2 separate regions of the Homo sapiens genome follow, and region 2 is linked to region 1. A link is an interaction called in ENCODE POLR2A ChIA-PET data of the cell type or tissue named here. Cell type or tissue: PC-3. All regions are shown on one strand.

What was found. ChIA-PET counts read pairs that join two places held together with the same protein. Peaks named below come from ENCODE experiments on the same cell type or tissue, not always from the same donor. Only the 100,000 strongest peaks of a DNase experiment are listed, where the experiment ranks them.
Region 2: POLR2A ChIA-PET joins it to region 1 with 5 read pairs; 4 of 35 experiments call an interaction of 5 or more read pairs at or near these places.

The regions. Positions count from the first base shown.
Region 1 is chr3:141,480,958-141,484,957 of GRCh38, reverse strand. No RefSeq gene overlaps it. Among named protein-coding and RNA genes, the nearest start is that of RASA2, 4.1 kb to the left of the region's middle. In PC-3, no CTCF peak of the experiment used is centred here; a DNase peak (open chromatin) is centred at 2,497.
Region 2 is chr3:141,794,706-141,798,705 of GRCh38, reverse strand. All of the region lies in intron 4 of GRK7 (G protein-coupled receptor kinase 7), which reads right to left. Among named protein-coding and RNA genes, the nearest start is that of GRK7, 33 kb to the right of the region's middle. RefSeq lists enhancers at 1,027-1,146, 1,817-1,876. In PC-3, no CTCF peak of the experiment used is centred here; no DNase peak of the experiment used is centred here.

The DNA of each region.
Region 1 (4,000 bases):
AACTGACCTCATGCTTTTGACTGGAACTCTGGTAATAAGTCCCCCATCCCTCTCATTCCTCCTACATACCACTTAAATTAACTTTCCTAACAAAAAAAATGGAGCTTATCAGTTGCCTGCTCAAGAGGACATCAGTGGCTTCATTTATCCCTTCAGCCAGCTAGCAAGAGCACACTACAGGTAATGAACAATGCTAGAAATGACTAAAGTTCAAATTCTTCAGCCAAGAGTTGGAACTGGATCCAGCGTACCTGACTCCTCTGATCTCCAGCCACACTGAGCCCCTTTTCTCACCAGCCTGATTCTGGCCTTCCTCCTGCTTGGCCAAGCGATGCCTCATCCATCTATTTCTTTCTCCAATAAACAGAGAAATTATTTGAACCTTTGGACAAATGTATCCATGGATAAAGTATCAATGTACAAATGGACAAATGTATCCAATGGACAAACGTATCCAATGGACAAAGTATCAATATCTTTGTCCATTAGTGTCAAAATCTTCTAACTTCCCTTCCTTTTCACTAGCTTAACCCCAAGTGCATAACTCTGTTACTAAATGGTCACTAAAGGTATGAAAACAATTTTACATAAAGGGACACTCCACTTTTTTGTTCTTCCAGACAGTCTTCCTTTTGCAGATTTCGGACTTATACCGTTTCACTAAAATCCCCAAACTCCATTGCTTTTTCATCCGAAGTCACTTCTAATTATTCTGTTTTTACTGATACTTGCCTACTTTGAAGAGATCTTGGGTAATGTCAATGTTTCCTTAATATAAAATATTTGGAAAATAAAGTTTTCTTTCTTTCTTTCTTTTCTTTTTTTTTTTTTTAAGATGGAGTCTTGCTCTGTTGCCCAGGCTGGAATGCAGTGGCGCGATCTCGGCTCACTGCAAGCTCCGCCTCCCGGGTTCATGCCATCCTCCTGCCTCAGCCTTCCTAGTAGCTGGGACTACAGGCGCCCGCCACTGCGCCCGGCTAATTTTTTTTGTGTTTTTAGTAGAGACGTGGTTTCACTGTGGTCTTGATCTCCTGACCTCGTGATCCACCAGCCTCAGCCTCCTAAAGTGCTGGGATTACAGGCGTGAGCCACCGCGCCCGGCCGAAAATAAAGTTTTCTAAAGACTAACAAGACATACAGTATAATTACGAGAAGGCTGTTACATCTCATTCCCCTTATTGCCCTTGCATTATGTTTTAAATTCATCTAGAGTTCCTCTCTTTTCTTCATGATGTTTAGTAACTGGAACAATATTGCATCATCACAAACTTGAACTTCACTTCCTTCCTCAAATTATTAATGAATGTGTTTAAAGGCCATCCCTTCTATCCCTACCACTCTTCGTTCTGATGAGCAACCATTCACTACTATGTCTTTTCCTATTTCTTCACCAGTTTTAAACTCATTCAGTCATTTCAACCCATACATTGGCTTGCTTTATGGCAGATGATGTAGGAAAACTACATTGTCTCTTAATAAGAAGACTATAACCTGCAGCTAGAAACTAATTCCATAACTTGTCTGTTACGGCATATTTTTGAATCAGCACCCACCAACCTATAACATGGCATTGTAAGGGGTTGTCTCCTGGCCTTGAGTTATTTATTACATTTTTTCTGGCGAGTAGGAGGAAGAGAAATGTGCTTTCTTTTTAATATTTAAATGTAGATCATTTTCATAGGGCTGGACACTCATGAGACAGAACTGTTTCTGCCGGACTGGTGGGAAAGCAAGTTCCTTTGATCATTGATGACTTGGTTTCCCCATTTGCCCCATCAGAGTACTGTTTGATGTTAAGCATTATGCACTAATTACATTATTAAAAAAAAATCTCTAAATCCAACTGGCATTTTAAAAAATAAAATTGGAGTGGTAGGAGGTGAGGAGAGACCTTAAATGTTCAGAAAACATACTTTCAACATTTCATTTGAAGACCAAATAAGGCCATTGACAAGGCTGTGTGGACAAAAATGTGGACAAATTTTTACCTTAAAACCTCCAACTCCTTCGGTACAAATATTTTCAAGGCCAGATGTGATGGCTCATGCCTGTAATCCAACAGTCGGTTGTAATACCAACTTTGACAGGAGGATCACCTGAGGCTAGGAGTTCAGGAGCAGCCTGGGCAACACCGTGAGACTCTGTCTCTACAAATATAAATAAATAAATTAGCTGGGCATGGTGGCACGTGCCTGCCTGTACTCCTAGCTAATCAGGAGGCTGAGGTGGGAGGATTGTTTGAGCTCAGGAATTTGAGGCTGCAGTGAGCTATGATCATCCCAGTGCACTCCAGCCTGGGTGACAGAGAGAGACCCTGTCTCTAAAAATAGAATTTTTTTTTTTTCAAATTCTGTCACCTCTTGCAAGAGAACTTTAAAGGCCTGAATATCTGAGCACAATACAGCTGATGCCCTTAGGTCAGTGTGACTTCAGTTATTTCTCAATCCCCCTCCTTTTGAACTATTTTGCCATATCCATTCCATCTGCAGTGCATTCTTGTCATTTTAGTGATAAAACAAAACAATGGGTGTAGGCTGGGCATGGTGACTCATGCCTATAATCCCAGAACTTTCAGAGGCCGAGTTGGGTGGATCACTTGAGCCCAGGAGTTCAAGACGAGCCTGGGCAACATAGTGAGACCCCAAATCTATTAAAAAAACAAATCAAAAAACAAAAACAACAAAAACCCCCAAAACTCAAAACCAACCAAACAAATAAAAACATACAAAACAATAAGTGTAAAAAGAAAACTGGAAATGTTGTGCAGCCATTCACTTGTTTCATTTTCTACTCTGTATTCATTCATAAACAGGACTTTATTGGGTTAGCTTCTTTGCAATTCTTTTGGCTTTTGCCTCATGGTCACAATATGGCTCCTGTACCTCCAAATATCTCAACATCCAATGGCAGGAAGGTGTATTTTTTTTTTTCTAAAATGTCTTTTTCATTACTTTCAGTGGCAAGATCATAGTTACTTTTGCACCAACCTAATATTAGGGAGGAACGCTTTTCCAGGTAGCTTTCCTGTAAATCACCACCATGAGGTATCTTCTTAAGGCTCATTTACAATCACAAGGAATATATAATTTTCTTAGTCTAAGCAACATTGATACCCCTGGGTCTGGGGATGAACCCTCCTTCCCAAAGTACATTGCTACTTGAGACCTGAAGCCTGAACCAAACCAGTGTTTTCTTGTGACACAGAAAGGGGAGCAGTAAGACATGGAGTAGGCAGCCAACTCTGTTCACCATATCAACATACTTATCTTCCAATAATAGTGCCTAAGTTCAAATGAAAATATTTCAATACATTTAATGCCCAATCTTCACCTCCTGACTTTGTCTCACAGAACTGGCCTCTTTTTCCTTTAGGCCATTATGTACCATGTATATAAGAATACACATAATCATTGTAGTGCTCATAACACATTTACTATTCCTGTTTGTTTACCTGTCTGAAACCATCTCAAAGACTGGACAATGTTTTGTCTTTGCCTCCCTAGCGCATAGAAAATATAGAAGAACACAGAAGGCACTTATTAAATGTTTGATAAATGAACGAATGAATGAATGAGCAAATAAATGAGATAATGTGTTCAGAGAAGCTGCTAACAAATGAGCCTAGAATTCTGAATTTAAAATCCACAAGGGAAATCAGAGCAGACCACAGAACCAGCTGGCTGGGTCTGGGCTTTGCAGAAAGCTTAGGTGCAGAGAAAAGGCAATAATAGCTCAGGAGTCAGATAAGGAAGGAGAAAGGGAAAGAGTCAGGGTCTGAGGTTTCCAATCCTCACACTGGGCTGGGGCTGCGTCTGTCACAAGCAGCTCATTTTTGTCAGAGACAGCCAAGGAGAGCAGAAGCTCATCGATCATAATCTGTGTTCTAAACGTAGGCTAGATACAATTTTTTGTGGGTGGTTGTAGAAGCTGGGAAAACTGATTTCAAAGTTGCAAGGTGTTTTCATACTTGTTATTATGACCAAATATCTAGGCAGCATGT
Region 2 (4,000 bases), 310 kb before region 1:
ATGTGAACTGCCTCCTCAGAGTAGGGTGGGAGGAGAGAACGCGCCAAGCAGCGTGGAGCAGGTCCAACCACGCTGACCTCTTACAGCTGGGTTTAACTCCTGCAGTTACACAGGGCCCTGCGCCTCTGTCTCAGCAGCATCAGAACCGTCTCCTTCAGTGCATGTGACCAGAACCGCCATGCCCAGGGCTGTAGGGATTGCCCGAGTATCAGCACCTCTTAGTGGAGGGGTGTGTGGGTGTGTGTGTGTGTATGTGTTTTATCCTTTTCTGGGTTTTACCTTATTTTACTTTGGGTTTTATGGTGCCCTTTCCAGACCCACACAGTCAACACCTGGTCAGGCAAAAACCAAGTATACCCAGCATTGGGCGACATCGAACAACAGACCTCACGGGGTTTAGCACGCCTGGCAGTGCCAGTGCCCCTCCCCCATCCCCTCAGGGGCAGCGGGAAGTCCTTCTAGTACAGTAATCTCAAGCTTAGTCCCATCAGGGCCACCTGTCACCAACAGGTGTCCAGACATTGGGGAAGGTAGACACCTTAAGGTGTGATTAAGATCCCAAGCCCGTCCAGATACCCCCTACATTGTTCTTGCTGTTGGGTGCTGGCCTCTTCCATTGACCCTGTAGCTGTCACTCTGAACCGAACTGGCAGGGCCCAGGCTGGCCCTGGACAGAGTCCCAGTGTGGCTCTGGACAACCAGGAACCAGACTGTGACCTTCGCAGTGCAGAGAACATGGAGGGGCTTCTGGTGGAGCTGAGAGGGCACAGTTCACCTCTTAACAGTTTTACAAGTCCATGAAAAAGTATGAGTGTGCGCAGGTCCTTCAAGGTCAAGGACACGAGCAACCCTCCACCTCCCATTAAATCTGAAAACTTGGCAACCTCCAATTCCACTATCAAAAGAAACGGCCGTGTCTTCCCTTGGGGTGGCCGGGCCAGGCTGGATTAGCGACGCAGACGGGGAGAAAGGAGCCGGAGAGGAAGCTCCGCGATCCCGGCGCGGCCCAGCAAAAGCACACTGGCACGCCGAGCCAGAAATCGCCCGCGGATGCCTCTTCCCCCAGCTCATCACAAACCAGATCCAGTCGACAGCACAATCCAAACAGAAGAGGGAATCAGAATGTACATGTTTTGTTTGCCGTGGCAGGAGAACTGTTGAGCAGAGGAAAAAAACAAGCTGAGCTTAGCGCTATCAGCTGTTTCCTGGGGCTCTCTCCTTCCTTCCTCCGAGGGGGGCCTGGCCGCTTTGTTCTCGTTCCCAGCTGCTCCTCTGCGCCTTTAAGCAGTGGCCTTTGCAGACCTCGGAGGAATGCGGCCCTGGGACCCCAGGGGACTTAGCTCGAGGCTCCGCCCGCCCCGCATGCTCGGCCCCAGGCCGCAGAATCAGGAGCGCCGCAGTGTCGCGCGGAGGCCGCTCCTGCCCCTGGCTTCTCAGGGCTCGCTTTCTGCCGCCACTTCCTGGGCGGGGAGGGCGCATCCCATCAGAGGCGGCTTCCTGCTCTCCCTGACACCCCTGGAAGGACACCCATTTCACAGAGCCCACACAGGGAGCCCAAAAGAGGGGTCGTCACAATAACACTTTTTGCAGGCATAGAGTCTGGGGTGAAATGGCTCCCACACTGGCGTTGGTTTGCTGTAGTTCAGATCCCAGCTCTACCAGTTATAAGCCGGTCACCCACAGCCGCTTACTCAACCCCTCTGAGCCTCAACAGTTCTTGCCTTATGGGACTGTGACGAAGATTAAAACGATAAAACAGATTGGGTGTCGACCCAAAACCTGGCGCACAGCAGGCCTGCTACCACAGTATGTATTAGCGGCTGTTGTTACCATGCCTGGGTTCTGGTTGTCTCAGGCAGGACAGCTACACAAGACTCCATCAGACTGAAAGGCAGGGCCTGGCACATGGTCAGAGATCAATAGTTCCCGTTCTTTCACTTGAGCGTGTTCTTCAGTGGTTTCATGTGCTATGAATCTCTCTGGCAGCAGGCTGAGGCATACTTTCCACGGTGCCTCTAAGATGCTCAGAAGAAAACCACAAATGAAACCCCACACAGCTGTGAGGAAGCAAGACAACTGTGAGTGTCTGCTTGGCTCAACCCAGATGCAAGCTGCTCACCCACTGCCCACTGCTGCAGCCTTGGGGTCCCGCTGGCTCCCTGTGCCTCGCAGAGAACAAAGCACAGCTGCAGAGGTCACCTGAGCAACTACAGTGCCTGTCAGGTGAGGCAGAAACAATTGCAACAGCGGGGATTGTGACTGAAGGTCTGGAGCTTCTTGTACAATCATTTCTTGAGTGCCTACCAAGTGGCTGACCCTCGGCTAGGCATTTATCTACTTTGTTTCTTAATCTTCTCATCAACGCTAAAGGCAGGCAGTATTAAGCAGGCTCAGAGAAGCAGTCTGACTTGTGTAAGATCATGTGCAGGGCTGTGGCCAACCCATGAGTACATTTGTGCCAATTAGAAGGCACTCCAAATGTCTTGGTGCGTGGAGCAAACCAGCCTCCCATGTGACGTCAGCCCCCACTCTCCCATGCAGGGAGTCAGCCTGCACATCTGTACACAGCAGCCAGAGTAAGTGGCAGAACCAGGATTCAAATGCTCAAGCTCCTTTCTCCTTGACCTGCAGGACTATATTTCATCAGCTGCGCATGATCTAAATGAATGCTCTGAGCTTCTAACATGTGTCTATATTAGATTAGATGACACGGCAACCATTAGGTCCCTGAACTGTATCATGTCACATGACAGCCCCCTCCTGCCGCATCCTGCAGACCCCCTGGCCCAGCCTCTCCTTATTCCCGTGACTCCATTAGACAATGTGCAAGCCCACAGTTCCCTGAGTCCTCTGCTTCCCTCCCAGCCTTTCTGTGCTCATTCTAACTCCTTCTCTTTGATGTAATTCCAAGGCTATTTTTTTTTTTTAACATAGAGCAGAGTCTCGCTTTGTTGCCCAGGCTGGTCTCCATCTGCTAGGCTCAAGTAATCCTTGTGCCTTGGCCTCCCAAAATGCTGAGATTACAGGCATTAGCCACCACACCTGGCCCCAAGATTGATTTTGTCACTTCCCTGCTAAAAACCTTTCATCGGTTCCCCAGCACCCTTGCCAATAGGTTCAAACTCCCCTTGTGCAACTCCTCCAGCCCCTAGGGCCTGGTGTCTGCTAAACTCTCTAGTTGTATCGTTAGTCACCCCTCCCACCTCATGACTCCACACTGCAGCCAGCTGCAAAGCCACTCTGTTCTGCGACTGAGCCTCAGGCCTTGTGCTGCGAGGCCTTTATGCCAGGGTTTTCAAGTGTGGCACTGTGGATGTTGTGGGCTGAATATGCTTTGTGTTGGGGGCTGTGCTATTCATTGTAAGATGTTTGGCAGTATCCCTGCCTCTACCCACTAGATGCTGGTAGCAGTTCCCCAGTCATGACAACCAAAACTGTCTCCAGACATTGCCAAGTATCCCCAGGAAGTTTGGCACAATCACCCGCCATTGAGGACTATTGAGCTCTGCTGATCCCTTTACCTAGCGCATGCTCCTTCCTCTTTACCTGTCTGGCTTCATGTCTTTTAAGTCTTAGCTTGGTTGTCCCTTCCCCTTGGAAGCCCTTCCTGACCCTGTGACTCCAGGTCCTCATGTTGGGCTGGGTGCCCTTCCTATGTACCCAGCTCAGACAACCCTGATCACACCGTATTATCACTGCCCATGTCCTTGTCCATCCCTTTCCTCTCCTGGAACTTCATGAAGGCAGGCATTTGTTTGCCTGGTTCCCTGTTTAGTATTCAGGGTCTTTGTTTGCCTGGTTCCCTGTTTAGTACTCAGGGTCTAAGTCTGTGCTTGTGACACAGCCTTATCTAACAAATCATTCTTGACACCCCATCTCCCTTAACCCCGTATCCAAACCATCACTGAGGCCTATTCACTCTGAAATATTATATCGCCCCAATTCATCCACTGCGTTCTGTCTCCACTACTCCCTCTGTGGTCTGAGCCCCATCACCTCT